Regions from separate parts of the Mus musculus genome. Here region 1 is linked to region 2. A link is a contact called in ENCODE Hi-C data. All regions are on one chromosome and are shown on one strand. Each heading gives the region's core, a stretch centred on a gene start or an enhancer-like site at or near the end of the contact. The rest is flanking DNA. Distances are from core to core; before and after follow the strand shown. Region 1 holds the start of Dach1 (dachshund family transcription factor 1). Region 2 has its middle 250 kb from the start of Gm23276.

Region 1 (5,451 bases), core at 377-2,876, 580 kb after region 2:
TGCAGGTCACCAGCGCGCCCGGGAAGGGGCTGTGACTCCTGGGAAGGCACCTTCCTCTGGTTCCCCACTCTGCATCCCAAGCTCAGCGGCAGCCTAGCCCGAATGCCCTAGGAAGCATCAGGAACACCCGGCCGGCACGGATCAGGCCGCGAGCAGTGCGAACTTGCCCAGGAGGTCGGGCGAAGGAGACTAGCCCCGGGGACCGACAGGAGAGGGCCGTGCTCGCCAGGGCGCGCAGCTCGCGGACGCGCTGAGCGGGCGGCGCCGGGAAGGGAGCAGGGGAAGGGCGAGGAGGAGGGTGGGAAAGGACCAGGGCGACAGAAGGTTTCCCCTCCGCTCTTTACCTGGCGTTGGTGCAGTCATTGTAGAGGGTCTCGAAGTCCTTCCTGGAGATGAGTTTGCAGCGGTTCACTCCGGGCTGGATGGCCCCCAGTCCCCTCAGGATGCGAACCTGTTCCACATTGCACACCACCGGCGTGATCTCCAACCGCTTCAGCTTGGTGTAGACGGTGTGCAAGCCCCCCACCAAGTGCTTCAGGAACAGGTCGAAAGCCTGGGGCAGGCAGATCAGCTCGCAGCCCTCCACCGTAAAGGAAGCCACTTTGGCCCCTCTCAGATCCACCATTTTGCACTCATTATTCTGGGGGGTGTTTTCCACTGGGGACGGGGTTGAGTACACGGGTTTCCCAGGGAGGGGGCCGCAGCTGCTGCTGCTACTGCTGCTGCTGCTGCTACTGCTGCTGCTGCTGCTACTGCTGCTGCTGCTGCTGCTACTGCTGCTGCTGCCGGTGCTCGCGGTGATGGGGGTGCTGGAGGCGCCGCCGCCGCCAGCGCTAACGCCGCCGCCGCTGCTCCCGGCCGCCAGGCTGGGGTTGCAGTTGCTCCCGCCGCCGCCTCCGTTGCCGCCGCTGCCACCGCCGCCTCCGCTGCCGCCGCCGCCGCCACCAGGAGAGGTGACTGTGGCCGCGGCTGAAGAAGAAGCAGAAGAGGCAATGGGCTCCGGCCGGAACAGAGTTGGCCCAGACGACGCCGGGGGTCCGATGGATGGAGCCGGAGACGAGGTCGCCGAGGAGGTGGAGGTGGTGGTGCCCGAGGAGGAAGCAGAAGTAGAGATCGGGGGTTGAGGGGGGACCAGCTGGGTCGGAGGGATCAAAGCCGCCGGCACTGCCATGGTCACATATAAGGGGAAACAGAAGGAGGAGAAGCGAGGGGGAAAAGTTGCCACACACCCCCCAAAGGGGAAGGGGGAGAAAGGGGGACAAGGATCGAGGTGGGGGGGGGGGCAGAGACAACAAGCACTCTAGGAAGGAACCTTAGTTGGAGAGAGGGAGAGAAGAGGAGAAAAAGGAGGTGAGGTTAAGAAAGAGCGAGCGCAGGAGGGGCGAGCGCGAGAGGCGCTCGAGAGAGAAACGCACAAAAGTGTCCCGCAAGTCGAAATGCGAGTCCTCTCTCGGGGCTGGGATCGCGGGCTGCTCTTGGGGGGGGAGAGGCGGGGGTGGGGCGGGGAGGGTCGGCTGGTGGTGTGTGGGTCCCGCTCTAGCACAAAGTTAAGGATGAAGGTGAAAAGGAGGAGGGTTGAGGGACTTGGGTTCTCCCTGGCAAGTACATTGATCAAAGATTGAGAGGGGAATGACAGAGAGAAAATGAGCTGAAAGTGCAGGCTGCCGGCTGGACGAGTTGTTGTTGTCACACGGTGCGGAGGGGAGGAGCTCCGGATACTTGAAATACCCTTTGAAGCCGCGAAAACCTCACTCACTAGTATTAACCCAAATTATCCAACCAGGAACTCGGAGCACAGACTCCAAGAGCGCGAGACCGAGGAAAGGGGGTGGGTAGAAAACGGGAGTGGGGGGGGAGGGTACGGAGGAAAAGGGTGGGAGGAAAGCCCTAGAAAAGCCGGGGCCCAAGAGTGGTGCTCAGAGAGAGGGAGAGAAAGCTGGTCATCTACTTCTCTCGCGCTGCTACCGTTACATCCCCTGCCACCTCCTCTGTGGCTTTGAAGGAGAAGACTCTTAGCTCCCACCCACCCACCCACCCCAAAAAGGTTCTGAGCAAACGCCTCATGACTGAAAGAGCGGCGGTGCCGCTGCCAGCTCACCTTCAAGGATTTAGGTTCACACACACACACACACACACACACACACACGCGCGCGCGGGGCATTTGTGCAAGCAGTTACAAAAGGAAACATCCCCAGCTCATGACTGTTGGGCAATTATTATTATTATTATTATTATTATTATTATTATTATTATTATTATTATTATTATTATAGGAAAATTCACATGTAAGCAGTGTGGACTATTTTGTGTATCTGACGGGTTTTTTTTCTATATCAAAAATGTTTATATAAAGATAAAGAAGAGTTTTCAAGCTGCGGGAAGAAAGTCACTTAAGAATAATGGGTGCTCCTGATCCTAGTAGACAGGGATACAGTGGATTAAAACAACTTCCCTTTCACCTCCAGAGATTGGTCAGGGATGACTTCTTTATCTAGAAATTTCTAAAGAGATCAGCTGTCCTTGAAGATTAGAAAGTAGAATACAAAAACACACTGATGTTTCTTACCCAAAACTCTAATTAATTCACCTGGTCTTGCACAGTAATCAACTCTCATTTCTCCTTCAGTACCCGAGGAGAGTCGAAAGTGTGTTATTTAAGTCACACAATAATTATTGGGTTCCTTTCATATTTGGAAAGTCCTGCTATGTTTTGGGAACTTCGTTTTTGCTTTCTCAGTGAGAATGTGTTTGTAAAGAATGAAATAGAAACTAAGCCTCCTGGTTGACTTGTAAACACAGAAGGCAGAAGGGAATAGTGGTTTGGGGCTGCATGAGGGGAGTAAGACACTCATTTTCTCCTCCTGTCTTCTCTAACTTGTTGCACAGCGATGTTTTTTCCGGGATGTTTGACCAGCATAGAATTTGAGCATAGGTCCTGTGTGTTTGTTGCTTATATCTCTAGGAATCTGGAGTAGTTAGGCATTGAACCTGTCTACACATGTCTAAAGATTTCATAAGATGTGAGGAGGCAGCATATGACAGATTTAAGAAATAAACTATTATAACAGGCTTGTTGATTTGAGAAATGTTAGGATGTTATTTTTGCCATTTAGGTATTGAAATTATCACTTTTGTCTTTATCTTTTTAAATCCACTGAACTCTGAAGTTTATTGTCTAAGTATATAGGAATCCGTTAAAGTGAAATATGACACTATTGTCTTATTACTCTTTTATGCTAAACTTTGAGGCACAATACTTGCATTGGAAGGCTTTCTTACAGTGTAAGAATTTTTTAAAAATTGAATAAAAGTATATAAACTTCTACAAAGATAGATGAAGCTTTCACAGCTGTTTGCCCCAGTGTGTTATAATGAGGTGAGGTTTAATAATTTTTGAATCATCAAACCTATTCTTAACTAAAAGCATAGATTCAGTATATACCACAAATATCAAAATATATTTTAGAAATATTGCCAATTTTTAAAATGTCAAATTGCTGCATTTGTGAAATACAACACTGTGGAAAGTGCTAAACTCTAAAAGAAAAAAAAACTAATTTATTTGTGAATGCCATTCCTAACTTCAATAAAATCTAGTGTGCTTTTTAAATGGTAAATTATGGAATGTTTCAATTATTGGTACCACAAATAGAAACGGCCAGTTATAAGTGGGCAAAGCCTGACCTTACCATTCTCATTCTTATGTTTCCTTAAACTATCACTCATCCAAAATCTGCCACACTCTGAAGAAGCAACAAACAGGAAGAGAAGCAGTGATGCATAGCTATAATTCCACCCTGCTTCCAGCCAACTTCAAATGTTCTGCAGGGAAACAAGGGCTCCATGCACGGGCTTCACTTAGAAGCAAAGCCCCTGTACCTATATGTGACTCCTCCCCTCCCCCCACCTCAGGTTTCTGAACCTTTTGAAGGAACCACCACTTGTTCCTTCCAAACAATAGGGTTTGTAAAGTCAAAGGTTGCAAAATAAAATGTACCGGAAAGAGAACGCCTGGAAAAGCATACTGCTTTTATCTCTTTCTTTCCTATTCTTGGAGAAATTCTTTCCTGCGATGAAGAAGTCAAACCGTGTTTAACACAGCACATAGATCAACTTAAGAAAGATTTCAAATTCCCCATTGAATCTTTCGCATGGAAAGCTTTTGTCCTGTTTATTGTTTTACAGGTCTTGGTTTTTAAGATGCTCTCCATCCATCTACTCTTTCCTAACCTTCATTCAATTTGAATAAGCAAAACTCAAAGTACTGTAACTGATATTAGAAAATTCTCCCTATGTTTTGTGGAGACGTATTGTGCTGAAATCAATAAGACTGTTTAAAATTCAAAGACCTGCAAATCGTTCTGTTTGTCCTTTGATAGGGCCTATGCTGATTAAAATGCTACCAAGAAAGCTTAATTGCTGCACTAATTAAGAAGTCTTTAATTTCTTTCTTAGGATATCGTTTGAAGCTTAGCTTGTACAGTTCAGGGAAGGTATTTTCTTCCCTCCTTCTGCCCTCTTCTGGCCCCTCCCCTCCCCTCCCCCTCCTCTCCCCATTTGAGGAGCCCGATTAGAATGGGAACTCATAAAAAGAATGGTCTCATCATTTATTACTTAACAAAAATCGGCACAGGATACAGACTTCAGCTCAGTATAAAATGCAGTTTGGAGAAGAGCTGCAAGCTTTGCAGGAGACAGTGAGAAAATACAAAGTAGCTGTTGCAGCTAAAGACCTGGTGATTACCTGAATGGTAGCAGGCACTTTAGTGGGCGATGAGAGCATCCTATTTGGTTAAAAGGCTCAGTGGCAAATGGGGACACATAAAAACATGCTTCCACAACCTGTGGTTTCAAAGGGGAAGAATAAATGTGTAAAAAGATGGATTTGTAGTTGGGATTTGGTAAGTATCATTTTATTTGAGTATAAAAAGATGCATTCTGTGGGGATTTGTTTTTGACCCTTTTAATAACTCAGGGAGGCACAGAACTGTACTACATCTCGTCCGTTCTTATCTATTGGCATGTTGCATTCAGTGATTTCTCAAGTGGGGAAACTGACTAAATGATTTCACAAAGCTTTCTCTGTAATCAATAGTCATTTTTTAGGTTTATTCATGCTGCATTATAATTCTGGTAAATGACTGCAAAGAAGAAGATTGTAAGAAAGATACAAATATTGACAGATCTAAGATAAGTCAGGTCTTCATTCCTCAGAGTTTCAATATAGCAACTGGTATAGTGTTTTTCTTTAAAAAAATAAAAATAAAAAAAAACTTAATTCTTTTTAGCAACATAAGAAAACATAGAGTAACAGTGCAATGTGTATATGAATACATTCTTTTAATATCTCACAATGTTCTGAAAGCTTTTGAGTATGTTGTTTTTTTATGGTATTTCTAAATGAAACAGGAGCAATTTAGGCATATATGAAAAGAGATACACTAAAGCTTC
Region 2 (5,345 bases), core at 2,656-5,155:
CCAATGCTATCCCAAAAGTCCCCCATACCCCCCTCACACACACTCCCACTTCTTGGTCCTGGCATTCCCCTGTACTGAGGCATATAAAGTATGCATGACCAATGGGCCTCTCATTTCACTGATGGCTGACTAGGCTATCTTCTGCTACATATGCAGCTAGAGACACAAGCTCTGGAGGTACTGGTTAGTTCATATTGTTGTTCCACCTATAGGGTTGTAGACCTCTTCAGCTCCTTGGGTACTTTCTCTAGCTCCTCCATTGGGATCCTGTGTTCCATCCTATAGATGACTGTGAGCATCCACTTCTGTATTTGCCAGGCACTGGCATAGCCTCACAAAAGACAGCTATATCAGGGTCCTTTCAGCATAATCTTGCTGGCATATGCAGTGGTGTCTGAGTTTGGTGGCTGATTATGGGATGGATCCCTGGGTGGGTCAGTCTCTGGATGGTCCATCCTTTTGTCTTAGCTACAAACTTTGTCTCTGTAACTCCTTCCATGGGTATTTTGTTCCCTATTCTAAGGAGGAATGAAGTATCCACACATTGGTCTTCCTTCTTGATTTTCTTGTGTTTTGCAAATTGTATCTTGGGTATTGTAGGTTTCTGGGCTAATATCCACTTTTGTTTTTCTTTTTTAACTCACGCCGTTAGCATATGAAAAAAAAAACAGTTGTTTTTGTTTTTAAAAAGTGGGTGATATCCAATCAATCACCGAAGTCTTTCTCAGTAGGTAACCTGTCTGACAATTTCTTCCAATTTCTCCATATTCAAAGAGAGCTGGGAAAGATTTTGGATCTGAACTAAGCCCTTAAAATACAATGACTGTCACAGTTGCCACTGTCTCCCCCTACCCCTTTCATTTCAACTGCCTTTCCCTTCATTTTTTTTTTTAATTTCTTTCAGAAATAAAAAAGTATCCTGGAGCATTAACTGCCAAAACAAGCATTTTTTTTTCCCTGAATACAAATACCATTTTCCATGTTATTTTAAATTTTATGTCTATCTTTAATTGACACATAGTTCTACATCCTGCTGGGGCAGTGCAGCAGCGACACAAAGTAACCGTGTACAAGGATCACAAGGACCAGATCAGGGCGATTGGCTAGACCATGACCTCAGCATGATCTGGGAATGCAAGTTTGTGAGGTCGAGAAGCTCCCATCACAGGTATTTTCAAACAGAATTAGCTGCTGTTGTACCCAGTTATCCTGCTGCAGTATAGACCACTAGAAGCTCATCTCCGTATCCTCTTGTTCTCAGGTCCTCCTCAATTTCCTTCCTCTTTCCTCCATTCTGTTTCCCTCCCTCCTCTCCTGGACTCTCCAGGTTGGACTCATTCCTATTCGTGCCACCCCTTCTGTGAACTCATCTTCTGGCTTCCACAGGTGAGGGAAAATGCTAAGCTTTGTGTTTCTTCATACACTTGAACAAGAGGCTACATCTTCAGGGTTGACTGCTAGTTTCAGCTGTTCTTTAATCAAAATTGACCCCAAAACTTACATACATGCATGTCTGACTTGGAAGTGGCTTTTTTTTTCTTTTCTCATGCAGTATTAATGTAATCAAAGATTCAGTCAAACAATAAGCACAGAATAACTAGTGTGTGAACACAACTTTTCAACTCTAGGTAGATACTTATGGATCCTTCCAAATTCTCAAAGCCATAGTAGCAGGACCGCTACTTCCTTTACTACAGGATAAATTACCTGGATAATTGCTTTCTCTAACAGCTAATTTGAACAAAGTTCAAGATGCTTCAGGAAAACAGAAAATTTTAAGGGCATTGTGGTTGCCCATAAAATGATTCTCCTTTTGTATGTGGCCTTTTCTTATGTTTTTAATGACAAACAATGAATACCCCACAATGGGTATAGCCTCTAGGTCCAGCTGTCCTTAACCCAGCCTGAGTTTATGTACCCTACCACCACCACCAATTATAACACCATCTAATGCTTTGATTCAGGTACCCCAGAAGAGACTGTTTCCTGTATAAAATAAGCTACTGAAATTTAATTATAAATTAAAATTAAAGCAAAATTCAGTGTTTCAAAAGTGGTCATGATCGTTTAAGTACGTTTTATTTTATATTGCTCGTCTGAAGCTAGCACCCTTCTCCTTAGCTGCTTTAAGGAAAGTAAGGGCAATTTAAATGCAAAATGTCTTCTTTTTTTTTTCCCAAAGAAGGTGTAAACCTATGAATGCATCATTGCACTTGTGGATGAGCATTTCATAAAAATGGAAAGTGAGTAATGAGATACGTCTCCTTCTCCAATACGATTGCTTATGAAGTTCTGACAGGCACTTTCCTTCATGATTAAGTAGTGCTCAATAGTTTCTCACCAAAAATATTCTAATTTAATTGATAAAAATACTCTGAAAATTATTATTCCAGTATTCCACAAACCCAGATAACTCTCCTTATTTCTTCCAAAATGAAATAAAAGAATTCTCTTGTCCTTTCTTAATCATTATGTCAATTAATAATGGATTTGGAAAAGGACAGTGCCTGCCAAACACCTTGTGAGATGGATTTAACAGTGGATTTTATCATTTGAGGTAAGGTTATTTTTTAAACTGTATGCAGAGTATGGCTACATTGTGACATATGTTGCTATATATGGAGAAGGATGTAAACGTGCCTTACTCCTGTGCATGGTAACTCAGTGTCCACTAGGGAGAGCTGCCTTATAGCACACCACGGAGAACAGCAAAGCCACGTGTGGCAAGTCCCCCACTCCCCAACGAATAGCAACAGTAATGGAAAAACAACTATATTAACAACCTTCCCAAGAAGCTGGAAGTTGAAGAACACCTTTGAAATATCCAGGGTATTTGTGTCATGATATTTATGGTTTTCCAATAATAAAACTACATCATCATGAATTTGGGGCTTGCTACTATTTCTCTGTTTACTGAACAGTTATCTAAGCCATGCTTTTTTTTTGTCTAACTCATCACTTCTTTTTGGTCTAGTACAAATGATAACATTCTTGATTATAAGAAAAAATATATACCAATACACATTATATCAACTGCTGCAAAAGCTGAATTATGAAAAAAAAAACAAAGAGTTATATAAAGACTTGTAAAGGTAAAGTGTTACTTCCAAACATTAAAGATTATTGATTGAATAATGACTGAAAGAGCCAAATAGTTTTAATTGTGGTGCAAGGCCAATAAACTGTTTCACACTCTTAAGAGTATGTATTTCAAAGATTATATCATCTTTATAATCGAATTGGACACTTTTAATTACTGCACTATTAAGGAACAATACATGTATTGGATTTTAGATGACATTGCAGATAATTTTAAATGTGTTTCATTTGAAAAGGAAAATATATAAGAAATCATTGTGACTAAAATTCCCCAGGTAATATACATACGTTGACATAGATTTAATAACTAAGTGCTTAAACATTTATGCTCACTAGTTTTATATAATTCACTCTTCCAGATTATAAACTTTTAAGAAAAATCATTTCTTGTGATTCGAAATGAGTTTTCATAGATTTATATAACCTGCCTCAGTAACACATGCCTGTTGCTTTTTGTATAAAATTAAACCAATTATCCTTTTCTTCCTTCCCTCTGATTTTATTTATTTTCTTTCCATATCATTTAGCTTTAGCCTTTGCCTGACAGTTTTTTTTCTATTTTGCAAGCAAGTTTAAAGAGAAATGTTATTAAATAAAGGCATTCCATAAATATTGTTTAAAAGCTATAAATAGGTTGTCTTTGGTATTTGTCAACATAGAGTTCTTTCAATTAAAATATTTCCTGGCTACCACAGCGTGGAGGCTGCGGAAATTGGCTCCACATCCAGCTGGCTGATTCAGTAAGAAATCAGCTGGCCTCAATTTAGACTTCTTTTCTTTTAAAGCAGTGCCAAATTGAGGATTACTACATTGTGGAGAGGGAGGCGGGCAGCCCCACCCCTGATCGGCCATTCTTCATTCCCTAGAATGGGCTTGCCTTTCCAGCCCCAGCTGTGCATTGAATTAATCTACACGGGGAGCTTGTCCAACTACACTGTTTTCAACGTGCTCCTCAGGTCCTGCACCACTTCTGACAAAAGTAAAATGTGGATCTGACGACTCTAACCCTGGAGATTTCTCTCAGACCTGAAATATAAACATGAACACCCCCAAACGCCCACATACAGACAAATTGCTTCAACTGCAAATTGTGAAAATAGTCAATCAACAGTTTCATCAAAACTTAGGGAAATTGAGTGAGGGCAACAGACCAGAGCGCTTATTAAAGAACTAGTCTATCTTGGGAAATGGGTGTGATTGTACTTCAGAGACTGTCTTTCCAAACAAAGCAGTGCATGAGAATAATTTAGTTGGCAAACAGCCTGAGAAGAGACGCTCTAGCCACTGCCTTCTACAAAATGTTTATCACTCTACTTGAGCTTTCTTTTGTACTTGCTTCATCAAATCACCCAGTAAGACTGAGCACGCTAACATTTTTGTCTACTAGTTGTTATCTGCCTTGAACCTGTGCATCAGCTAAATGAGCTTATGAAGTTATCTTGCTCTTATGGAAAGTCATATATATACATATATATGTACATATGTATATATATGTACATATGTATATATATGTACATATATATGTATATATGTGTGTATATACATATATGTGTATATATACATATATATGTATATATGTGTGTATATACATTTATGTGTATATATATGTATATGTATAAATTTGTTTCTTATTTTATAACTACATACAAGATGTTATGTTCTTTTTTGTTGTAAAATATTGTAAAAGTAAAGAAAGATAAAACATATACAGATACACAGTAAATGGAGCTCTTGATAAGTTATCCTAGGTAACTTCATAGTATCCATGCTAGTGAATTGGATTCGGGTCAAATATCTACAATATCAAAGACACTGTAAGTATTTATACATTAAATGCAGACTGCAATTTGGGCTTTTCGTCTTAATATAATTCACTTCTTAGTAAAAACTCTCTTAATTTTTCCAAATCTAAGGTTAGTATCACAGCTACCTCTAAGTACATTCTAAACCACTAAAAAGTGTTTTATTTTCCAAGTTTCTTTATGATTTCCCTAAGTTTGTAAGACTATCAATGACTATCACATACCATAATACTATCCAAACATCATCCATAAAATATGTGTTTGAATCGGTTGCATAAAGGTAAGTAAGACTGGTGTCTGAAATTGTTGGTTCTGTATTAACCAAATCAGAGCCATGTTAACATTTTTTAAAAGTACAACGTTAGTTACATTGTTGATTTATAGTACACTGTTAGTTTCTACTTTCCATTGTAGAATTTAAGTCAAAGAATTGGCTTGTGAATG

What was found. Hi-C counts contacts between places; a loop is a spot of excess contacts on that map.
Region 1: a loop to region 2 is called in a map of gastrocnemius, with 2.8 times the contacts of the local background. The contact joins the promoter of Dach1 here to the enhancer-like site in region 2. A Hi-C loop is called at or near these places in 4 of 37 maps with a recorded cell type or tissue (gastrocnemius and heart).

The regions. Positions count from the first base shown.
Region 1 is chr14:98,168,139-98,173,589 of GRCm38, forward strand. Dach1 (dachshund family transcription factor 1) reads right to left here and starts at 1,627. Exons shown (of 12, transcript NM_007826.3): 1 at 345-1,627. The coding sequence starts at 1,171. It overlaps Gm33583 (a long non-coding RNA gene), which reads left to right and starts at 1,766. Exons shown (of 2, transcript XR_003951195.1): 1 at 1,766-1,828.
Region 2 is chr14:97,584,482-97,589,826 of GRCm38, forward strand. No RefSeq gene overlaps it. Among named protein-coding and RNA genes, the nearest start is that of Gm23276, 250 kb to the left of the region's middle. Within about 2 kb of position 3,906, at least 1 of the 3 ENCODE cell types and tissues checked has a DNase peak (open chromatin) inside an H3K27ac peak, as active enhancers do; it is gastrocnemius, where a contact is called at or near this core.